3 separate regions of the Mus musculus genome follow, and all the other regions are linked to region 1. The links are chromatin loops, found by intact Hi-C in ENCODE. Cell type or tissue: gastrocnemius. All regions are shown on one strand.

What was found. Hi-C counts contacts between places; a loop is a spot of excess contacts. Peaks named below come from ENCODE experiments on the same cell type or tissue, not always from the same donor. Only the 100,000 strongest peaks of a DNase experiment are listed, where the experiment ranks them.
Region 2: it touches region 1 in a loop (10-fold over the local background); 19 of 42 quality-filtered maps call a loop at or near these places.
Region 3: a loop joins it to region 1, with 2.4 times the contacts of the local background. A loop is called at or near these places in 2 of 42 quality-filtered maps.

Annotation. Positions count from the first base shown.
Region 1 is chr17:12,876,077-12,884,076 of GRCm38, reverse strand. Mrgprh (MAS-related GPR, member H) reads right to left here. Exons shown (of 1, transcript NM_030726.1): 1 at 6,235-8,000. The coding sequence starts at 7,202. The coding sequence ends at 6,237. Among named protein-coding and RNA genes, the nearest start is that of Mrgprh, 4.0 kb to the right of the region's middle. In gastrocnemius, a CTCF peak has its summit at 3,699 (motif pointing left); DNase peaks (open chromatin) are centred at 3,704 and 7,242; H3K4me3 peaks cover 678 bases; H3K27ac peaks cover 2,579 bases.
Region 2 is chr17:12,993,559-13,001,558 of GRCm38, reverse strand. No RefSeq gene overlaps it. Among named protein-coding and RNA genes, the nearest start is that of Wtap, 5.3 kb to the right of the region's middle. In gastrocnemius, a CTCF peak has its summit at 4,981 (motif pointing right); a DNase peak (open chromatin) is centred at 4,987; H3K27ac peaks cover 187 bases.
Region 3 is chr17:12,935,313-12,943,312 of GRCm38, reverse strand. Acat3 (acetyl-Coenzyme A acetyltransferase 3) reads left to right here and starts at 2,917. Exons shown (of 9, transcript NM_153151.3): 1 at 2,917-3,067; 2 at 3,305-3,439. The coding sequence starts at 3,013. Acat2 (acetyl-Coenzyme A acetyltransferase 2) reads left to right here. Exons shown (of 9, transcript NM_009338.3): 9 at 1-271. It also overlaps the pseudogene Gm20591. In gastrocnemius, no CTCF peak of the experiment used is centred here; a DNase peak (open chromatin) is centred at 3,109; H3K4me3 peaks cover 937 bases; H3K27ac peaks cover 497 bases.

The DNA.
Region 1 (8,000 bases):
CTTCATCACTTCTGTTCCTTACCAATCCAGAGGGCCACCACTCCCTCCTGTGAGGCCACAGGATCCTGATTCACCTCCCCAACCTCTCCCGGACCCCTGGGGTTTTTTGTTTTCCTGTTGTATTCCATTTAGTCAGGTTAGCAGGTCAGACGCTCTGCTACCCATAGAAGGGCAGGTAAAAAGTTCTCCATCTCCTGGCCGCTCCCTCCAGATTCACTGCAAATGTTGCTTACAAAATGGAGCAAGTGTGAAGAGTCTGATGTCTCTGCAGGTGAGTCCCATTACTCCCTTCAGCCCTCATTTGAGTGCAGGTAGAAGCTATCTCTCCAATGGCCACCTTGGTTCTGAGCATCCCCACCCAGTAATGCCTCTGGCCAAGATCTCAAGGAGCCTCAAATCCACTGGCCAAGGGTGACCTTAGCCTCCTTTTTCTTTCTGTTTCCACCCTTTAAAAAGCATGACTTATTTTGCATGTATGGTGGGTGTTTTGTCTGCACACATCTGTACTGTGTGTGTGTGCACTGCCAACAGAGGCCAGAAAGAGGGTGTGGGATTCCCTGGGACTGGGATTTCAGGGGGTTGTGAGCTGCCATGTGTGTGCTGGAGAGCCAAACCTGGCTCTCTGAAAGACTAGCTAGTGTTCCTAACCACTGGGCCATCTCTCCAGGCCCTGGTTCTACCTTCTGGGACTATAGTCACCTGTTATGCTCCTCACTCATGCTAATTAGTCTACCCACTGAGCTACACTCCCTCTCACTTGAAATAGTTTTTAAAAAAGTTATTTTAGAGAAGGAGACAGGAAGATCGGGAATTAAAGGCCATCTTCCACTACTTGCCGAGTTCAAGACCAACCTGAGTTTCTTGTCTCAGGAAAGCTAAGAACTATTAGTCCCAGCCCTAGGGTGGCCTGGTTCTCAAAGTGAGTTTTGAAGCCAGCTAGGGCTAAATAGTGAAACCCTGCCTTAATAATCATAATCATAATAAATAAAAAGGTAAAAACTAAAGTGTTATTTTAAATAACCACTCAATTTTGATCTTCCTAGCAAGCAGGGGCTGTCAGCTGTCTCTTCCTTGTTGTACGGACAATTGCTTGAGGAAGTGTCCATGTCCAGGTGTGCTCCAGACTTACCTGGGGAGCGAGCGTCCAGCATGTGAGGAGCAGGTCCCTGACACCGCCACTCCCACAGTCAGGAACTCACCCTGCCCCTGGTACCTCCCTTGTGTGCCCGAGCTCCAATAATTTTTGGAACTTAGCCTGGAAAGGCAGCCCCCCAATTCCAGAATAGTCCAAGTATGTTGACTTTGGGCAAGGGCAAGAAGACTCCTGTGGACGCACGCCTGCTAAGGTCAACTCTCTTTTCTACTGCCTGGAGGCAGGGAAAGCACCCAGGAGCAGTGCTGGCTCACTTTGATTTTATCTTTTTATCAAGTGGGCAAGGGTGGAACAAGCAAGAGCTTTGACAGCTGGACTGTGGAAGAGCCCCTGTGTTTCCTCCTTAACTAAGTAAGGCCAGTCAGCTGCAGCAAAGGCTAAGGATACCAATGTCCAATGCTTCAGAATGGCATTGGTTGGTTGTTTTTTTTTTTTTTTTTAAGATTTATTTATTATTATATCTAAGTACACTGTAGTTGTCTTCAGACACACCAGAAGAGGGCGTCCAATTTCCGATCTCTTTACAGATGGTTGTGAGCCACCATGTGGTTGCTGGAATTTGAACTCAGGACCTTCGGAAAAGCAGTCAGTGCTCTTAACCTCTGAGCCATTTTTCCAGCCCTGTTTATTTGTTTTTATGGTTTTCCTAGACAGGGTTTCTCCGTGTAATGCTGACTGTCCTAGAACTCACTCTGTAAAACAAGCTGGCCTCAAACTCATAGAGATCTGTCTGCCTCTGCCTCTGTGGGGCTAAAGGTGTGCACCATCACGATGTTTAGGCTATTTGTTTTACAGATCTAATTTTTATTGTTTTAATTATATGTGGCGCGTGTGTGTGTGTGTGTGTGTATGTGTGTGTGTGTGTGTGTGTGTGTGTGTGTGTGTGTCTGTCTGTCTGTCTGTCTGTCTGTCTGTCTGCATGGGGTATGAGCATGTGAGCTCACATGCCCATGAAGAGAGGACAAACGCATTGAATCCCTCTGGAGCTGGTGTTATAGGCACCTGACTCAGGTCCTCTAGAAGAAATGTACTTCTTGGACGTCTGAAACTTTCTAGAGTTGATGAGAGATGGAACACAGGCCTTGGCCTCAGGGATTGAGCAGCTTAGAGCAGTGGTTCTCATGACCCGTTCACATGGGACCCTTTCACATGGGTCTCCTTAAGACCACTGGAAATATCATATTTTACATTATGATTAATTAACAGTAGCATAATTGCAGTTAGGAAGTTGCAATGAACATAATTTTATGGTTGGGGAGGGAGGGTTACCACAACATGAGGAACTGTATTAAAGGGTTGTAGCGTTAGGAAGTTTGGGAACCACTGGCCTAGAGGCTGAGGGGACCCAGAAAAGCACACAGGTTTACTGGGCACTTTTCCTAGCATCTTGGACAAAGCCACAGACAGTGCATGCTCAATGAGTGTTTATGGGCCGGAGAAATGGTTCAGAAATTAAGAACACTGGCTGTTCTTCCAGAGGTCCTGAGTTCAATTCCCATGGTGTCTCATAATCATCTATGTGATCTGGTGCCCTCTTCTGGCAAGTAGGCATACATGTGGGCAGAACATTATATACATAATAAATAAATCTTCACAACTTTTAAATATATTTTTATTAAATTTATTTACTTTATGTATGTGAGTACACTGTGGCTGTACAGATGGTTGTGAGCCTTCATGTGGTTGTTGGGAATTGAATTTTTAGGACCCCTGCTTGCCCCAGTCGTCCCAGCTCCCTCTGGCCAACTCCACTCTCTCTGGCCCAAAGATTTATTATTGTACGTAAGTACACTATAGTTGTCTTCAGACACACCAAAAGAGGGTGTCAGATCTCATTATGGGTGGTTGTGAGCCACCATGTGATTGCTGGGATTTGAACTCAGAAACTTTGGAAGAGCAGTCAGTGCTCTTACCCGCTGAGCCATCTCACCAGCCCCTTCACAACTTTTTATAAGTGAATTTACATTGTTTATAAGTGAATACACAATAACAGTATTCTAATAGTGTTTATAACGGACTAAATGATAACAGTGTTCTAATATCTCCTTTTATATAGGATCAAAGACATTTGATGATTGAATTCTGCTGTTTAATTTTTAAATACGTATTTATTTGTGCGTGGGGAGTGTGCACACATTCCACAGCACACGTGTGGAGGTTAGAGGACAACTTGCAAAGGTTGGTTCTCTGTTCCCACCATGTGGAATCCAACTCAGGTCATCAGACTTAGCACCTTTACCCACTGAGCCAGCAGGGCTGCAGCTATAAAGTGCACTAATACAGAGAGAAACATATATTTGAGGCAGACATTTGGTGTTTCTCCGATCCCCAGTGATACAGAATAGGAAAGTTTCATTGCCCTGAATTAACACGGAATGAAGATCAGAGTCCATGAAGCCTCCAGATCCTGCACGATTTACCCCCTCTTTCAAAGAGCCTCCTTCAGTTCTCAGGGAAGCTTATGAAGGCTTCTGTTTGCTTGAAATTACTTAAAACTCCTGGCTCTGAAGTAGTTCTCTAACGCAGAACGAGCGACCCCTGGAGGTTGAAATAGGTAACTGACTTCGACCCGGGCTGAGTGTAAGGAAATGCTCAACCCAGCGAGCTGCTCTCTGGCATTGCTTTAGAGGGAGGCGGGTCGTAATTTGTTTCTTGGCTTTTTGACATTAAAAACAAAAAAAGAGAAAAATGCGAGGCTATCGGTGTCACTCTCGTGGTCTCACAGGATTTCGCAGTTACATTCCTTTCAAGGGGAAGGTCACTGTGACAGTCCCTGACAGCGTTTCTCAGAGCCAAGCAAATACACCCCATCCAAGAAGCGCACGTTTTTGAAGCAAAGTGTCCGTCAAGGAAGGAACGATGTTTTCTGACTTCTGGCTCCGAAGCCTCTGAAGCCGCCTAGCATCCCGCCAGCGTCAGGTCTCAGCCTGCTGGTGATTGCAAGAACTTTCTCACACTTTCATGTTTGATGAGGACGTGAGGTTGTATTCCCAGTGAGAGTTAATGACAAGACATCCTCCTAACTCAGCAGCAGGGTCAAAGGAAAGGTCCGCTTCCCTTCCCGGATCGAAACTCAACAAACCAGACCCATTTCAGGATGGAGTGAGCTGGGCGCCACAAAGATAGAGGCTCTATGATGTCTGAAGAGACCCCTCTCACCAATGTCACACTCGGGCTAGGATCATGGATCAGGACTGAGTGCTTGCTTAGCAGATGGTTTGTTCCTCCAGCACCGCACATATATATACATACAGCAATTTATTTTCAGCTTTGCCATGTGTATCAGCTAAAACGACATTCAGATATTTTATTTTATTATTTATTTTGAGACAGGATCTCATCAGGTTGCCCAGAATGGCATCAAACTCACAGGAATCCTCCCGCGTTTTCATGATGGATATTAATGGATGCTTCCATGGGCTCCATTTTTGGTGATGACTGAGGCCACTAAGTTCAAACACTTGTTTCTATGGGTCATTTTTGCCTGTTTACAGTGGGATTATAAACCACCCACCATTTAACCTTCTACCCACTTATCTATTGGTATCCACCATTTTTATTCTCAGTTTAGTCGAGCATTCCATATGTTAAGGGGTATTACCCCGCTGTCATGTTTATTTAAAAACCATTTTCTAATTCATGATTCTTTATAGATGGAACTTCTCATCATAGATGGGGGAGACCCAAAGCCACCGAGTGCTAGAGCATTCAGTATGATCTCTCATCTTGTTGGGTTTACATTTAAGGACTTATTTTATGAAATCCAGTCGCATTCTGGACTTATTCTCCCAGTAAGAAAATGACTGGATGAGCAAAATCTGTTAACAGTGCTGGGAAGAAGTTGGGCCCAACCTTAAAATAGCACGGTCCATCCACAGCGCCTTGGGACTGCCGAGGAATATTTTCTTTGCAATAAAAAAAGAACACACTCCATTTCAGAAGTCTCAGAAGCAGCATTTCCAATGAGCTGCTCAGCAAAGAGCCGAGGAATGAAGAAATGATGTGGTATTAGCTGTATGCCGAGACAGCTGAGGGAGAACACGGGTCTGCTTTGTCCACATTTTGTGAGAAAAATGCATTGTGAATTGTTCCTAGGCATGCAAGCAGCTCATATTTAAGCAAAAGGGAGAAGGAGTGGGGAGGAGCGAAAGATAAGAAGCTAGGGATGCTGGAACTGCAAAACCAGCTCTCAGGAGCCTGAGGCAGTAACATTGAGAGTTGGAGGCCAGGCTGAAATAGATAGTAAGACCTTGTCTCAAAAAAAAAAAAAAAAAAAAAAAAAGGATAGAAGAAAACCAGAGAAAGTGAAAATGTTCATGCCCAAGCCAAGCTTCTCTCAGCCTTGTGGAGGCCCCCTCTAATTCTTACAGGATGATATCTTTAAAGGACTCGTGGGATGTCCCATCCCCCTCTCAACTGGTCCCGTGATGAGTTCTCAAGGTGTGGTAGCGAAGATGCTTTGTAAGGTAGCTTGGATGTCCCTTGTATGGACTAACATGTTTCCCTCTGATGCATCCAGAGCACAGGCTAGAGGAGGCCAATGGAGAGGAACTTGAGAAGTAGTGACAACAACCATATACACAGTTTATAGTACCTCTCAAAGACTACCCTGGGTATTAGGGTCTCAAGGACGGATGGATTTGAAGGGCCGACCCCTTAGGTCACAGTCTGGCTTAGCACCACCCATATCCTAGAACCTTTCTAACATCTTGTCTGTGACAGTAGATTAACAACAGTGACAGGAAGGGTGACAGGAAGACGAAGTGCGACAGTGTTTGGGACAGGTAGAGCCTAGTGCTGGGGAGACAGAATCAGACCAGGGCCAGGTCTCTGAGCTAGAGTCCTAGCACACATGAGGTCCAAGATCCAATCCCCACTGGAAAAAGCACTAGCTCCCATCAAGTTCTCAGTGGCCAAGCGTGTCACGTGCACAGTGTGCCTTATTGTCATCTATTTCCAGGAGGAATGAAAGACTTTAATCATAGTGAGCCACCAGGTGGGAACATAGAGAAGGGCTTTCATAATAGTGTATCCACAGAGGATAACATCAGGCATCCTTCCTTGGGGATGTCCTAGCTAAAGGTCATGAAGGCAGCGAGAACTGTGTCACATTCTCCCTCGAGGCCACCACTGGCTTTTCCTCGAAGACTTTCTGCAGTGCTTCTTTTAGGGACTTCCTACTCCTCTTCCTCCTCAGGCTGCCTACCACAAAGTAGACAATTGGGTTGATGCTGCAGTTTATAGTGGACAGCATGTTCAGGTAGGGGAGGGAGTCCCATACAGAATCATCAAGAGAACTAGAATAGTAGCCGATGATAAGCAACACCTTCATGGGCATGGCGAAGACAAGAAACAGGATGACCGTGGTCATGATGATCACATAGAGCTTGGTCGGTTGACGTGGCTTCAGGTTACAGCAGACTTGGATGAAGAGGATCAAATTAGAGAAGATCATGAGAGGAACGAAGACCAGGAAAGTCAAGATACAGGAGAATATGTACACGTATCGGCATTCTGGGAATTGGGGCTTCACTTCCAGAATGCAGAAGAAGTTTTCCAAACCAGACACGAGAACAGAGAGGGCCCACAGCAGCATACAGGCCACAGCGGACTGGTGTTTTGGGCGTTGGCACTGGTACCAGATTGGATAAAGCACGGAGAGGCACCGCTCTACGCTGATGGCCGTGAGGAGGTGGAGCCCTGTGTTGTAGCCAAAGATCATGAAGAGGATGGCGTAGCTCTCTAAGGTCATATTGTAGATGTGAAAAGTGTTCACTAGCTTCATGATGGACGAACAGAGGAGGACCATGAAGTCTGCAATGGCGAGATGGAGGATGTAGATGGTGAATGGCTTCCTCTTGATACAGAAGATTAGGAACCATATCAAAAGGCCATTCCCAGCCAGTCCCAGGGAACAAATGACCAGGGAGACTAAGAAGTAAGTGTGGTCATCCGTATGCTCTGAAGACCAGGTGGTTTCATTTGGGGTTTTGTTTCTGGTGGGTTGTGTGGATTCCAGAGGATACAAGGTCATTGCCAATGGCTCCATTCCAGGAAGATGGCTTTCTCTGTGGCCTCCTGTGATCAGAAACAGAAGGTGGTGACCGGCGCCATCTGTTCTGCACCTCAGAACGGTTTTGTATCATGGGGAGGCTTCTCTCCCATGCTGAGGGACAGGGACGCCAGAGTCCCCCGCCCTCTCTCCTCATCTTCATGCCCTGGCTCATTCCCCCTTTGTCAGCTCTCCACTCAGCAGACGCTACTGAAATGTCCACATCCCCTCTACTAACACTAGGGCTGACTCCCAGCCTCAGCCTACAACAGTTCCTCTTTGGTCACGGCTCTCTGGGAAAGCTCTCTGTGTTTCTTATGTCTAGGAGTTCTTACCAGAACGAGGTGACAGAATTAGGAGTTTTAAAGTGATACATGGCAATACATTGAAATGATTTAAACTGTGGCTGGGGACACAGCCCCAAGAAAGGAGGAGGCTGCTGCTCTCCTCCTGCTGCTGGTTGTGGTTTGTCAAGTGGTTGTGAGCAAAGTTGATGAGAGGAAGAAACTGGATATCCTGACAATGGAGATCAAACTTGCCTGTAGGAACTCGGGGTCCCTAATCAGCAGGAAGTAGCCTAATGAGGCCAACACCTCCTTTCCCCTCTAACCTTCTTTCTTGCCTACCCAGTGCTGTGGGGTTTGAAGGAATGGAGGTGGAGAAGGTGGTGGGTAAAAGAACCCAATAACGTAGCCAAAAAGAGTGATTGATTACATTTGCAGCCCACTGAAGGATGAGAAAAACTCTCAGTGGGGCTTTCCCCTCCTTTCTCTTTTCCCCATGTTGGCCTGGCTC
Region 2 (8,000 bases), 120 kb before region 1:
TCTAAAAAAATTGTACATGTAATAGCCAAAAATCAGTATTTTGCAATAACCAATTTAACTGTTGTTTGGAATAAGGAATAAATATTTTATCAAGTTCTTTCACAAGATATTTCTGTGATTCTATCTTATAATTTTGTATTAACACAGCAACAGCCTCATAAGGTGTAAAAACTTTATTTGGAGACAAAGAAAGATGAATCCACATTAATGGTCCCTTTCGCCAAAGGACTGCTGTGGGTGCATGAGTTGTAGCAATAACGCACGCAAACAGCCAACAACTGATCAGTCTATATAATGTATCTGTTGACTAACAGCTTCCTCTACTTTCTGCAAAGCTATTCGTCCCTCATCAGTTAATTGTGGAGGGGAATTAGGATTTGCATCCCCCTTAAGAATATAAAAAAAAAAGGTTTATGTTATCCTGTAGTAAGCTTATGACGAGGTCTTAGCCAATTAATATCGCCTAACAGTTTTTGAAAACAATTTGAAGTAAGTAAATCGTCTTTTCTGTCTTGAATTTTCTGTGCCACAGTTTGTTTAGGATACAACTGAGGCCCCAAATAGTGAAACCTTTCTAAATCTAAATAACTTTGAATGTCCCCCAATCTTTACATATTCTTAAATTTTCGATCTCTTTAAAATATCCAAAGTCTTTTAAAATTCAAAGTCTCTGAACTGTGGGCTCCACTAAAATACTTTCTTCCTTCAAGAGGGAAAAATATCAGGGCACAGTCACAATCAAAAGCAAAAATTAATCTCCAACTGTCCAATGTTTAGGATCCAACTCACGATCTTCTGGGCTCCTCCAAGGGCTTGGGTCACTTCTCCAGCCCTGTCCATTATAGCACACAGCTTTTCCTCTAGGCTCCAGATGCCTGTACTCCACTGCTGCTGCTCTTGGTGGTCATCTCATGGTACTGGCATCTCCAAAACACTGCATGACCCCTTCAGTCAATTGCAACTGAGGCTGCACCTCACCAAGGGCCTTCCATGGCCTCTCACGGTGCTGAGCCTCAGCTGCCCTGCGTGACCCCTTCATGCCTTCAAAACCAGTACCACCTGGGTGATTCTAACACAGTACCAAGTCCAGCCACAGCACAAGGCACAACGTTGGCTATCTCTGGAACACAGCCTCTGTGCTCTCAAAAAAAAAAAAAAAAAAACACTTCCCAGAAGATGTCAAATCAATAATGCTGGTCTCTTCTTAATCACCGCTAATTTCTTAGCTCCAGCTAACCAGCATCAATAGTCCCAGCAGTGCAAAGGTTTCACTCTAGTGGTTCTGGTATCTAGTTAATCACAGCTGATTCTTCAGCCCCAGCTAACCAGAACCACCGAATCGTCACAATCAAACTAGCAATGGCCCTGAAAAGAGTCTTTAATCTTCCCTCTGAAATTTCACAAGCCAGGCCTCCATCTTCTGCACTGTTCTCAACATTGTCTTCTAAGCTCCTACACAACATTCGACAGAGTTCTTAACAGCAAATGGATCTTCTGGACCAAAGTTCCAAAGTCCTTCCACAGTCCTCCCCAAAACATGGTCAGGCTGTCACAGGACTACCCCACTTCGGGTGCCAATTTGTCTTAGTCAGGGTTTCTAACCTTCCATAAATCTTAAATTTGTACTTTATTTTGAACAACACCTGGATAGAACTGTTAAAAATGCTGTTCTGGCCTGAAACTTCCTAGGTAGGGTTTGCAAGACAAAGGCGGTGCCATACAAACTTCCCTGAGGCTGCTCTGAGCTTTGCATTAACTCAAATGTAAATATTTCTTACTCTGGGCATACTACCTGAGGCCAGGCTTAAAGATTACCCCTCCTGTGAGGTCAGATTCTACTGTCTGTCTATTTCTTTAATTTTTTTGGACAGTCTTTCCTAAAGTGATTTATGCCCCATACTTAAAACATTCCTTATTTCCTCAGGCTGTGAAAGCATTGCTTGAACTGTAGTCCTCTGCAAGGCAGCAGCAGCCATAGCCAGAACCTGATTGAATGAGGGTCCAATTTCTGCACAAAGAGGGATATCTGTCTGTCTTTGCTTTGCTGAATGGCCACGGTGGCAGGCTAATTTAGCATTCTCATAAGACAATTGTGTAACAAAAGGAACCCTTGCTTGAGGGGCTCCAAAAACTCTTACTTAGCTGTTTTGTTTTGTTTACCATGACCCCAGGCAATTCTGAAACTGAAGGTAAATTTAATTTTCCCAATCCGCTTTTAGGCCATCTTAACTACATGCAAATATCAAGGGCAAGCAGTACAATAAGGAACTAACAAGGCAGTAGGCAAAGTCCCGTGATTACTCCCGTGACTGTTGTTTCCAAGGGCTAGTCAGAACGACTGAAATACCTCAGCCCACTTCCTTGTCCAAGCCCAAAATCTTGCCTGAAGCCTACTTCTTTAGTTCCACCCTAAGATTACAATTCCTGCCTTAACCTACGTCCCTATTATAGCCTAAAGTCCCCTATAGTAAAATGTCCGGAGTCAACCAAAGCAAGATAGTAGAAGAAACAAGAGTGTTAACTAAAAGATGATGGCCTGCCTGGCATGGTGGGGCTCGCCTTTAATCCCAGCACTTGGGAGGCAGAGGCAGGCGGATTTCTGAGTTCGAGTCCAGCCTGGTCTACAAAGTGAGTTCCAGGACAGCCAGGGCTATACAGAGAATACAGAGAAACCCTGTCCCAAAAAGATGATGGCCGAGGGACAAGATGGAGGCTGAGATGCTAGGGGCTTTGAAAGCATACTCTCAATGCCACAAAAGGCCACAATGTTACAGGACTTGATGCCAAAACTAGTGGGGCTCAAGATGGCTGCACAAATGAGAAAAGGAGGAGCTATTACAAGAAACCAGCATGACAACAGTCCTAAAGAAGCCTCTCCCTTCAGTAACTCATCATCATTATTATTACTTTCTTTTTACTCATTCACTTTACATCCCACTCACTGCCCCTCCTGGTCACCCCTCCCACAATGCTTCCCCCATCCCCATTCCATTCTCCTCTGAGGGGTGGGGATCCTCTGGGTATCCCCCACTGGATATCTCCCCCTCCACCCACCCACCCTGGCACTTTAAGTCTCTGCGAGGCTAGGCGCTTCTTCTCCCACCAGGGCCAGACAGGGCAGCCCAGCTAGAAGAATGTATCACACATAAAGGCATGAGTTAAATGGAGTCACAGCTTGGGCACCTCTGTCTTCATGTTGTGTCTGCCCCTCGTCTGTCTTAGCTTTAGAGTCGGACTCAACTCGAGACTTTCCAGTCACTTGAGAAATGCTTTGCTGCAGACCATGGCACAGTGTGAACTTGGCCTGCTATGCTCTGGGACAGCTTTGTGTCTCTTTTGCCCCACCTGGTCTTTCTCTGAATCATGAGTAACTCTTGTGCCTTATTATATGGTTCAAACCAAACCATGAGGCTACGGCAGTTATGCAAGATGATAATGTCAAGAAAATCCCGCAGTTAAGCCTCTGCCGTCACCCTGAAACCTCAAGGCCAGGGCTTGCACTCAGGAAGAACATCGTCTTTTGAAGCTGTGTATGACTCGTGGACAACTAAACTTCACCACAACTCAGTAAAGGCTTGCTGCTCTTCATTGACAGGGCTCCTTCTCCATCTGTCTCCCTTCTGCTTAATCTGAAGCTGGCCAGCTTAGGCTGATGTCCTGTCTTCCCATTTGCAATATTTATAACCCGAGGAAACCTCCTTCCTCTGCCTCCAGGGTTCTTGGAGTACAGACATGCACCACCACCTCTAGCAGCTCGGTCCCCATTCTCCCGTGGCCTGGGATCCTATCATCTAGTATGGATAGTTTAAAGGAGCCAGCAGAGTCACTAACTGGTTGCAACATAGTTATGTAGGTGGATAAGACACACAGCAGGGATGCTGATCGCTCCTCTGTTCTGCTCTCTGACAGGCATGGGAAATGCATCTCACACCCAAATCCTGGGCTCACCCCCTTTTTGTGTGTAAGTGATGTATGTACATGGTCTTATGGATGGATGCTTATGTGTATGTAGGTGCTGTGCTCATGGAAGGCCAGAGATCAATGTCTGATATCTTCCTAAATCACTCTCCGAGGGGCTGGAGAGATGGCTCAGGGGTTAAAAGCACTGACTGTTCTTATGAAGATCCTGAGTTCAAATCCCAGCAACCACATGGTGGCTTACAACCATCTGTAATGACATCTGACACCCTCTATTGTGTGTCTGAAGACAGCTATAATATAAATAATAAATAAATCTTTAAAAAAAATCATTCTCCCAATGAGGCTAGAGTTCATCAATTTCCTAGGTCCCCATCTGTCTCTACCACTACCCCAACAGCAACAGAGTTACAGCCAGGCACTACCATCCCCGGCTTTTATGTGGATACTGGGGATCCGAACTTGGATCCTTACACTTCCAGCAGCCACTTTACCCACTGAGCCATCTCCCAACCAAGCCTCATACACATACACATATGGATCCTCCTTCCTTGGCTTCCAGAGTGAAGAGCTTACAAAGGGGCACCTTCTATGCACAGCTGTCAAACCTGCCTTTATACAGTCTGTTTAGAAATGTTGCTCCGACTGCCTCTACACACCTTCTCCATGTGTGCCTTTCGTCACCTGACCTTCTCATTGTATTTCTTACATTCAATTCCTCATTAATTTTTTTAACCCGAGGCTTGCTACTCCTCTTTTCTTCTGACCTTAGGCCTAGATTACATTTGCTTCTTAGCTTCACTGAAGACTCAGCCTCCTGCCATTTCCTTTGACTGGTACCTGACCAATTCTTCCCACCCCTGCAAGGAACCCAAGAAACCAGAACCAAATCAAGGAAGGTTGAAAAGAAGGTTCATCCCATATTTGAAACCAGCAGGCCCTTCTAAAAGCTCCCCTGTTAATGACATGCAATGTCCCCCAACTCCATTAGAAAATACACAACAATCACGGCTCTCACATCTATTACTACAAGGACCGATAGTTTGCATCCGTGTGGCCACCAGGTGGTGCTTCTTCCCAGAAAACAGTACTATACAGAGCTTTCAGCATAGTTTCTGTTGAAAAAGGTATGCCAGATGACCACAATTCCATGTGCTTGGGCTATGGAGTAGTCCTGTCCTGGTGTCTCAATAGATAACCACATCTCAGCTCACTGCTGTTGTTGGGCAACTTGCTGATTTTTCTCTGCTGTTTGGCAGGATAGAGCAGGTAGAGTAGAAATGTTACAGAAAGAATATGCCTTATCAGAGAGAAATCACCCCCACACTCATTGATTAGTTAAGGAAAAGCTCGTCAATAGCCTTTGGCTATCATACCTGGCAGCATAGGCAGAACATAATAGCCTGACCCATATAGGCCATCACAGACAAAGTGAAGTTTATTGTGGCATGACTCATATAGACCTTTGGTGCTGGCTAATCAATCATGGTATTTCCAATCATGAAATAGATAAGAAGCCTACTGTGTTTCTGTTTTGATTTGTATACCTAGGAAAATTCTCAAACGAAGGCTCCATTGGATTGAGGCAAAAGGAAATCTTGACCAATGAACCAATTTCCAGACTTGAGCCAGTTTGCAGACCCAGAACACCCAGAATGAAGGTACAGTTATATTCCCCTGAGGAAGGGCCTTGAATTATGGTTAGCTTTTCCCCAGCCCTTCCCCAGAGATAGATATACTTAGAGATTGGCAGCATTCTACATGTCTTAGTTAGGGTTTTACTGTTGTGAACAGACACCATGACCAAGGCAACTCTTTTTTTTATTAGATATTTTCTTTATTTACATTCAAAATACTATCCCAAAAGTTCCCTATACCCTCCCCCTGCCCTGCTCCCCTACCCACCCACTCCCACTTCTTGGCCCTGCCGTTCCCCTGTACTGGGGCATATAAAGTTTGCAAGTCCTAGGGGCCTCTCTTCCCAATGATGGCCGACTAGGCCATCTTCTGCTACATATGCAGCTAGAGACACAAGCTCTGGGGGTACTGGTTAGTTCATATTGTTGTTCCACCTAGAGACTACTCCACCGGGGATCCATCTCATAATCAACCACCAACCCAGCACTATTGCTTATGCCAGCAAGATTTTGCTGAAGGGACCCTGTTACAGCTGTCTCATATGAGGCTATGCCAGTGCCTAGCAAATACAGAAGTGGATGCTCACAGTCATCCATACAATGGTACACGGGGCCCCCAGGGGAGGAGCTAGAGAAAGTACCCAAGGAGCTGAAGGGGTCTGCAACCCAAGGCAACTCTTATAAGGACATCATTTAATTGGGGCTGACTTACAGGTTCAGAGGTTCAGTCCATTTTCATCAAGGCAGGAACATGGCAACAACCAGGCAGGCATGGTGCAGGAAGAGCTGAGAATTCTACATCTTCATCTGAAGGCTGCTAGCATAGCAGAACACTGGCTTCTGGGCAGCTAGGATGAGGGTTTGGTTTGGTTTGGTTTGGTTTGGTCTTTGTTTTGTTTTGTTTTGTTTTTTGAGACAGACACAGTTTCTCTGTGTAGCCCTGATTGTCCTGGAACTTACTCTGTAGAACAGCTAGCCTCAAACTCAGAAATCCACCTGCTTCTGCCTCTGCCTCCCAAGTGCTGGGGATTAAAGGTGTGTGCCACCACTACCGGGCCAGATGAGGGTCTTAAAGCCCACACCCACAGTGATGCACCTACTCCAACAGGGTCACACCTTCTAAAAGTGCCACCCCCTACTCCAAGTAAATACAAACCATCACACTACATTAGTTCCCCGACCTGTGGAATAAGGGCTGTTATATTTGGAAAGGCTAAATGGAAGCCTTTAGAGTTTCCTCTCTCAAGGAAAATGGTGAATCAAAAACACTGAAAGGGCTGGGCAGTGGTGGTGCATGCCTTTAATCCCAGCACTTGGGAGGCAGAGGCAGGCAGATTTCTGAGTTCAAGGCCAGCCTGGTCTACAGAGTGAGTTCCAGGACAGCCAGGGCTACACAGAGAAACCCTGTCTCGAACCACAACCCCAAAATAAATAAAGTTGGACCTTTCCACTTCAAAAGATCTGGATCAAAGGTTTATCTTTCTACCTCAAATCCTGATTAGCAGTAGGTCTCCCTACTTCTAACAATTCAATTAAGAAACAATCCCTCACAGTTATTTGAGTTTTACTTAATCCCAGATGTAGTCAAATTGACCTACAATCCAGAATTGGAAGGCTCACCACTCCAATCTGGGGGCTGGGAGATACAAGTTTCTGACCTGGATCTTGGCATGGAGATCTAGAGGCATGGTGGATATGAATTCCAGGAAATTAAGACAGGGAGATCTCTGAGTTCAAGGTCAGCTGTGGTTAAAGGCAAGGTGGCACACACCTTTAATCTGGGCCACACCTTCTGCTGGAGGCCTACAAAAAGACGTTGGAAGAAGGAAGATTTGCTCTCTCTCCTTCACCTGCTTGCATTGTGGGACTGAACAACTGCTAGATCCTTGGACTTCCATTCACAGCTGCTGCTGACCATTGTTGGGAGTTGGACTACAGACTGTAAGTCATCAACAAATTCCCTTACTATATAGAGACTACCCATAAGTTCTGTGACTCTAGAGAACCCTGACTAGTACAATGTGTTCAAATATATGTGTCTGTACCACAATATGCCTACCAAGACCAGAAATGGTCATCAGGTCTTCTGGAACTAGAGTTACAATTGTGAGCCATGATGTGGGTGCTGGAAATTGAATCCAGGTCCTCTGAAAGAGCAACAAGTACTCTTAATCACTGAGCCATCTCTCCAGCCCCAAGTTAATCTTTAAATTTAAAATAGTGTCTCTGAACTTCTTTGGTATTTGAATTTGTATCTCATTATCTTTTACACTAGAAATCTTTGAAGAAAGTAACATTAAAATGTTTGTACTACAATATATGTAACTTCAAAACCATAGCAACAATGTTATAACTACAAATCACTTAGTGAAACTGAGTGATTCTTAGGTATCTAGGACAGAGCCCTCTGTAGGCACAGAGCCAGAGCATGAAATTCAAACACTG
Region 3 (8,000 bases), 59 kb before region 1:
ATCAAATCAAGACCAATCCTGTAGTGAAAGTCGGATTCAGTGACCTCTTCCAGGCTGAGGTGGGGTAGGTATTCCAGCTGTTCTAGTCAGAAGACTGGCAGTGCCAACAAGTGTGCCTCTGGATTGTTGAAAGGTGGGCAGCAAGCAGCATCCACGTACTTATTTCTCTGCTTGACGGGATGGGATGTTACCTGCTTCAGATATCTACCTTGACTTCCCCAAAATGATGACTGGAACTGGAACTGACAGTCAAATAAACTCTTTCCTCCCTTACATTGCTTCTTGTCAGTGAGTTTGATCATAACAACAGAAACAAAGCCAGAGCAGAGGATGTGGTGAGGGCAGCCAGCTTCAACAGAAAAGCCACAGTTTACAATATGTTCATTTGTGATCGTTTCTAATAAACAATATGTTACTCAGATGAACCTGCTGGGAGGTATGCATGTACTATGGAAATCATAAGCAAACTATAGTAGAGATAGCTTGCAAAAGTCAGCTATTTAAGCCAGGTGTCACACCTGCATGACTGGTCAGGTGATGGGCCAAGTGCACAACAGCCATCCCCTAAGAGTATCATGGATAGAAAGTACCTACCCAAGGGATGTCCCAGCAGCTGTAGTCAGGGTGGTGCATCCCTAACAAACAGGACTACAGCCAGCATGGTATGCACTAACCTCCATAGCCGGATGTGTCGCTGCATAGCACCTACAGTCTGATGGGAAGTAGTCTTGCCAGTCCTGCACGCCCAGGGCTACACTTCAGGAACATGTTCTGCCTCTGCCTCAGGAAGATGCAATGGAGTTGTACAAAAAGAAATTTACCAGGAATAAGCCAAGATTTATTTTTGTGTGTTTGTGTTCCCACGTTTGTATATGCACATTTGAGAACCGGAGGGCATCAGATCCCTGGAATGGATTGTGAGCCACCATGTGGGTGCTAGGACTGAACCCAAGTCCCCTGCAAGAACTACTAGTCCTCAGCCACTGAGCCATCTCGCTAGCCCCATTTCTAGTTAAATGGTGGGGTGGGCTCCATGTGAATAACCGGAGGGAGCCAGGGGCAATGGCTGCTCCTGGTGGTGGTAAGCCAGTGCTGGGTGCTGCGAATTGAACTCCAATCCTAGGGAGTTTAAATAGAGAGGACCAGTCTGCTCATAGACAACTAAGTTAAATACAAGGATTCCAGAGTTGTCAGCGAGACCGGTGGTTACTGAAGGGATGGGGTGGACCCGATGTTTCCCTAGAGCTGCTGCAAAGTTGGGTAAGGGACAGAGTAAGCCCACAAAGGGGGCTGAAGAGTGGCCAGAGTGTAAGGGGGAAATGGAATGGAAACCGCATGAAACTGCAGAAGCAAACCAGAATGGCTATCCTTTCAGAACACTGGGAGTCCGTCCGGCAGCCAGCCTGTGAGGGAGGGGGCAGGGGGTGGGGAGAATAGCCAGAGGGAGTCTGCAAAAGGAAGATGTACATGGAACATTACAAGATTAAATGAGACCAAGGGTGTTCCATCTTTAATTAGATAAGACATGTTCTGGCAGAAATACCTTCCTGCTCAGCATTTTTTTTCTCAGATAATAGTGTGTGCCCAAGGTTACATCTGCTTTCAAAAGTTACACTTGTAGTTTGCCTTGAGTTAGGCAACTATGTAATAACAGTGTAAGGCTAAAGCCAGGTGCTAAAGCCAGGTATGGGGGCACCCAGCTTTCACCCCAGCATTCAGGGAGTAAAAGCAGGTAGATCCCTAAATTCCAGGCCAACCTGACCTACATCGTGGCATAGGTCAGCTAAGGGCTACATTATAAAATCACGTCTGAGAGAGAGAGAGAGAGAGAGAGAGAGAGAGAGAGAGAGAGAGTTAAATTGTTGGGACCTGAGTTAGTTCCCAGCCCCCACATAGTGACTCAGAATCATCCTAACTCCATTCCAGGGAATCCAATGCCTTTTTCTGACCTACCTGGGGAACTAGGAACATAAACGGTGCACATACATGTATGCAGGCAAACAAAAACTCAAAACACTGATATACATAAAATAAATCTAGTAAGATTTTTTCCTTTGGAAAAATATATATACATGTATTTATGCACATATATATGTATGCGCTTGTGTGCGTGCATGGGTGCGTGTGTTTGTGTGTGTGGCCAAGCTCTGAAGTGAAGCACACTGGCCCTTCCTGTCTGAAAGCCCAGCCTCACCCCAGCCTGTAGGATTTAGAGTAGTTGCGTGGCCTCTGCAGAAATAACTTCTGCTTGCACACATTCTGTGGATTATTTGGACCGCTTGTGGGAGGACCGATTTCTAGCAAGGTAGAGGTAATTAGAAAGTCCAGACAAATTCTGACTTTGGCTGCAGGTGTTTTAAACAGCCGTGATCTGTGGCCCTAAGGGACCTTTAATGAATAAGATCTTCAGATCACCTTCCATCCTCGGCCCCTGGGGTTCTCCTCTAGCCAAGAACACGACTTTTAGCAACCAAGTGAACTAGGGTTTACAGCGCCCAGGCACACTTGGAGAAATCTCAAAGTTCCTGCGAATTGACCGACACTGTATCCTGTTCCTTCTGGCGTGTTCGGGAATTATAGCCAGGGCATTCCAGTCCCGGCTGAATCATCAGAGGTAGACTTTTAGTCACCCTCATTGTTTCGAAAATACACAAAAACAGACAGAAAAGGGATACAGAGAAAGATTCCGGGATTGTGTTGCAAGCGTTCAAAGTCCACAGCTTGAGACTTCCCCCAACGCTGATCGCTCTCACTCTAACACCCGGAACCCCCAGGTCTCTATCTATGTCACACTCTAAGACCCCTAGACCTTGCACACCCTGTTCTTCACCATCCCTGAGCTGAGGAGGAGTGGGGATCAGGGGAGCTGCTGAGCAGGGGCGGGGCGGGGAGGGCGGGGCGGGGCGGGGCGGGGCGGAGCCGTTGAGGCTCCATCTCCAACTCAGCCAGAATTTAGCAAAGTTTGCTTCAGCTGCAGCCAGGGCTGTGCAGACGCCAGGGGAGAGCAACAGGATGAACACAAGATCCGACCCAGTGGTCATCGTCTCGGCGGCCCGTACCGCCATAGGTCAGTGTTGCGGAGGCTTCCCACCTGCTACCCTACAGGTGCACAGAGAACCCTGCCAACTGCCTGCTTGCATGCCTGATGGTTCATCTGTCACCCTGTGGTGGCAGATACTAGTGGTCTGAATTTGGGCAGCCCTGGGCTTGGCAAAGCACTGATTTAAAGTCCCCACCCTCCCCCTCGGTGGTCCTCAGTGTGCTCTTGGTTCAGATTCCTTCCCTCTTCCCCATTCCATTGTAGGCTCCTTCAATGGTGCCCTGTCCACCGTGCCTGTCCACGAAATGGGGACAACTGTCATCAAAGAAGTCCTGCAGAGGGCCAAGGTGGCTCCAGAAGAGGTGTCCGAGGTCATATTTGGACATGTCTTGACGGCAGGTAACTCCTCAGTAGCCCAGGACAGATCTGGTTCACTAGAAACAGCATTTATTTATATGTGTGTGTGTGCGCGCACACACACCACCACCACCATACATTGCTTTGCTTGGAGTTCTCTCTGCTAGGATTCTTTCTGTCCCTCCTCCTTCCTCTGGCTGAAGTCACAGCTCCTTTACAAGCCTTTTCGGTGAGTGATCTTAGACCACGGGACTGTATCGCCTTTGCATTGTTAGAAGCACAGCAAAGTATTCACAGTCCTCCACATACCCCTAACATGTCACACAGTCAATAAAAGTGTGTGGGCCTGGCACTGTGCCACAGCTGCGAGTGGGGCTGCAGCAGAGCAGCTCTACCCTGGTCCACTTTGTCAGGAGATCAGCTGTCCCTCACTCCAGGGGACTGTCCGGAGAAAGGCAGGAGAGTCTAAGAATGCTTCATCATAGCTCTGATTCCTGCTGGGCTTGGAGATCAGTGACTACTGATGTTGATGATTGGTTTGGGGCCTGGGTGTATAGATCAGTGGTGAAGTGTGTGGTGAGCATGCATGTGGTCATGAGTTCCCACTCCTGCCCTGCCCTGTGCTCCCTCAGCACACATTTGAATCAACTGTAGAGAAAATTGTTAATATTCAATACCAAGTTCTGCTCTTACTCTGTCTGAGACCATTTGTATGTGTGCCAGTTGAATATTCTGTATTTTTTTAATGGGTGTTTTGTCTGCATATATGTCTATATACCACTTGCCTGCCTGGTGCTAGCAGAAGCTAGAAGAAGGCATTGTCTTCCCTGGTCCTGGAGTTATAGATGTTTGTGGTTGTGAGCTGCCGTGTGGGTGATGGGAATCACCACCCCCAGCCCCCCAGAGAAGCCAGTGTTCCTAACCACTGAGCCATCTCTTCAAACCCCTGAACATTTGGAAAGTTTTTTTCTTTTTTCTTTTTTCAAGACAGTTTCTCTGTGTAGCCCTGACTATCCTGGAACTCACTCTGTAGACCAGGCTGGCCTCAAACTCAAAAATCTGCCTGCCTCTGTCTCCTAAGTGCTGGGAATAAAGGCGTTTGCCACCATTGCCCAGTGGAAAGGTTCTTATTTCAGAATTTACAACCCCAACATACTTTTATTTCAATGTATATTAAATTTTAAGTATATGTTGGATAGATGTAATTGAAATTATATATATATGTATATTTGTGTGTGTGTGTATATATATATATATATATGTATATATGATACATATAATCAGCTGGGACCCAGTTCTGTGTAGAAATTTCATTTAGTATAGACTTTACATATATAAGCTGAAGGTAATACAAAATATTTATGATTTTGTACTTGAACTAAATAGTGTGCATCCATGTAAAGGGGCTAGGTGGCCTTTCACAGTGACCTAACCCTGTTATACACCTGCATTTTGATTTCTGCCTGACAGGAACTCTACAGTGGCATCATCTCAGCATCCAGAAAGTTCCACATTGCCCAGCCTGGGGGTGCATGGCTATAACCCCAGCACTCTAGAGTCTGAGAACTGAGCCTTATGAGAGTGAGGCCAGCCTGAGCTACTAGCCAGCCTCTTTGTCAAAAAAGAAAAGAAGGGACAGAAGGAGGGAGGGAGAGGCTGGCGTTGACACTATAGAGAGCTTTCCCAGCATGCACAGAGCTTGAGTTTAATCCTTGGCACTAAGAAAAAGGAAGCTTTGTATTCTGGGTCATTGCTGATTTTGAGAATAGGAGCGCTTACTTGACCTGTAGTTTCTTGTGTTGTTTTAGGTCTTGAAGTTTGGTTTTGATATTTTTCTTGTTAAAAATGTTAACTTATTTATTTATGTATTTATTTATATTTGAAGGATGCTACAGTGGATGTATGGGGGTTGAAGGACAACTTGTGGGTGTTGATTCTGTCCCCTCTCCACACCCTCCACACACACACTCCACACACACACACACACACACACACACACACACACACACACACACTACAGGTCCCAGGAATTGAATTAGGTCATCAGGCTCAGTGTCAAATGCCTTTCTCACCCAGAGAGCTGCCTCTCAAGTGTTTGATTTTGTTGCTGTTGTTGACATAGAATCCAAAGTTTATGTGTAGCTAGGATAATGACCTTACACTTTAAAGTTCTTGATGTTTCTGCCTCCAGTGCCCAAGTGCTAGGGTTTTGGGCATTCGCCATCATACCTGGAGTTCTCATCTTTTCTGACCCACTTTGTCCTCATGGTGCTTAAACTCTGGGTTGAGCCACACCTCTTTCTCATGGCCATCCAAGGTCTGACTGTGATGCCATCAGCTGTCTGTGGTCCACCACTGCCCTCCTCCCCTCTTCCCAGACCAGTGACTCAGAACTTTTCCATGTGTCAAAAGACATCCCATCATTTGGTAATCTAAGAGTCATCTGGTACTAGTTTTTTGTTTGTTTGTTTGTTTTGTTGTTGGTTTTTCGAGACAGGGTTTCTCTGTATAGCCCTGGCTGTCCAGGAACTCACTTTGTAGACCAGGCTGGCTTCAAACTCAGAAATCCTTCTGCCTCTGCCTCCCAAGTGCTGGGATTAAAGGTGTGCACCACCACCGACCGGTCTCCTATTTCTTTTTCTTTCTTTCTTTCTTTTCTTTTTTTTTTTTTGAGACAGGGTTTCTCTGTGTAGCCCTGGCTATCCTGGAACTCACTTTGTAGACCAGGCTGACCTGAAACTCAAAAATCTGCCTGTCTCTACCTCCCAATAGCATCCATCTCCTTTCTTATTTCATTTAAGCATTTGTTTGTGTTCTTGAATATAATTATAATGATTTCCTATGTCTGGAGTGTCATCTAACTCACTATCACTATATACGTTGTTTTATGAAGTACAACAAACTCCAAGCTTATCCCTGACTAGCTTACAAATGAATGAGACTCGGCCTATGGTTATTTTACTCGGCTTTGACAATTACTTGGGGGGCAGGGGGTAATCTCTAATCTATTCTTCTTTTTTTCTGTTTTTTGTTTTTTTTGTTGTTTTTTTTTTTTTTCGAGACAGGGTTTTTCTCTGTGTAGCCCTGGCTGTCCTGGAACTCACTCTGTAGACCAGGCTGGCCTCCATCTCAGAAATCCACCTGCCTCTCCCTCCCAAGTGCTGGGATTAAAGGCATGCGCCATCACTGCCCGGCTAATCTACTCTTCTAACTGCTGGCCAGGCTACTTCCCCAGTGGTGAGCCCCAGATACATGCTGTTTCTTGTGACCATGTCATCTTCCCCCATGGCAGCTTCTCTCCTCTCCCTCTCCCCTCCCTCTCCCGTCCCCTTCTCCTCCCCTCCTCTTCTCCTCCCCTCTCCTTCTCCTCCTGGTTTCTCCTCCTCTGACCAGGTCACTCCAAACCCACCCACCTCTAATCCCTCCAGTAATTGGTTGTAGCCAATTTTATTTAACCAGTAGTTTTAAATCAAGGAACGTGTTTGCACAACACAAGCTTGTAAATGTGAGAAATCGCTGGTAAGTATAGAATTTAGCATTACACTCCACAGCAACGCTCCAAATCTCAGCAAGGGGCTGGCCTTTGGAGGGCTATGTCTATGTCCTGTATTGGTGATCGAGGTATCTGGCGTTATTTGTTTACTTACCTTTTTTTTCTTTTTAAAAATCAGCTCTATTCTTTCAGTTGAAGTATTTGCAGTGTTCAAGGGGGACTTGGAGGTACTAGTGTTGAGTGTGTAGTTCTGAAAACAATTACTCAGTCCAGAAGCTCCGGATGCTGGGCAAAAGAAGCTTTATATATTCCCTAGGAGGGCAACAACTGTTCGCTAGAATCATTAAGCAATTATTATACTAGCCAATTAGTAACAGTGGCACTTTGACTTCAATAGCATGGAGAACAAACAACCACGGATAGCATGGAATGTACTAGACTCCAATTAATAAGATTAGGAGGGGGGAGGGAAGTAGGGTGGGTAAAGATAAAGGACAGGAGTTAAATGAACCCGGAGAGGCAAGCATGCGTAGGATGACATAAGCATTCAGGTGGACTTTGAGAAGGCAGAGTGGGTAAAGATTAAGCCTTAAATTGACTTTGGAAAGAGAGGGGGAAAAAACCTAATAGCTAAGAGGGGAAAGTTGAGACTGTTATACTCCACAGATGTTAGCTTCTGTTAAAGCTACAGAAGGTTATAATTAAGAAGTATAAAAGAGAAGAGGGCAGGGATGAGATGGGAGAAAGGGCATAGGACTAGGAAGGGTGGTGCATGAGGCATGTCCTCAGAGTGGAGTAGAGCAAACTGGGTGAAGAAACCCAACAAAATGGGCTGGAGAGATGGCTCAGCGGTTAAGAGCATTGACTGCTCTTCCAGAGGTCCTGAGTTCAATTCCCAGCAACCACAGGATGGCTCACAACCATCTGTAATGAGATCTGATGCCCTCTTCTGGTGTGTCAGAAGACAGCTACGGTTTACTCATATAAATAAAAATAAATAAATTAAAAACAAAAGAAATCTAACAACAGGCCAAAGACCTAATAGCCATATACAGAACAAACAAAACCATCATTAGACATGCAAGAATAAAATTAGAGACAAAGAATACT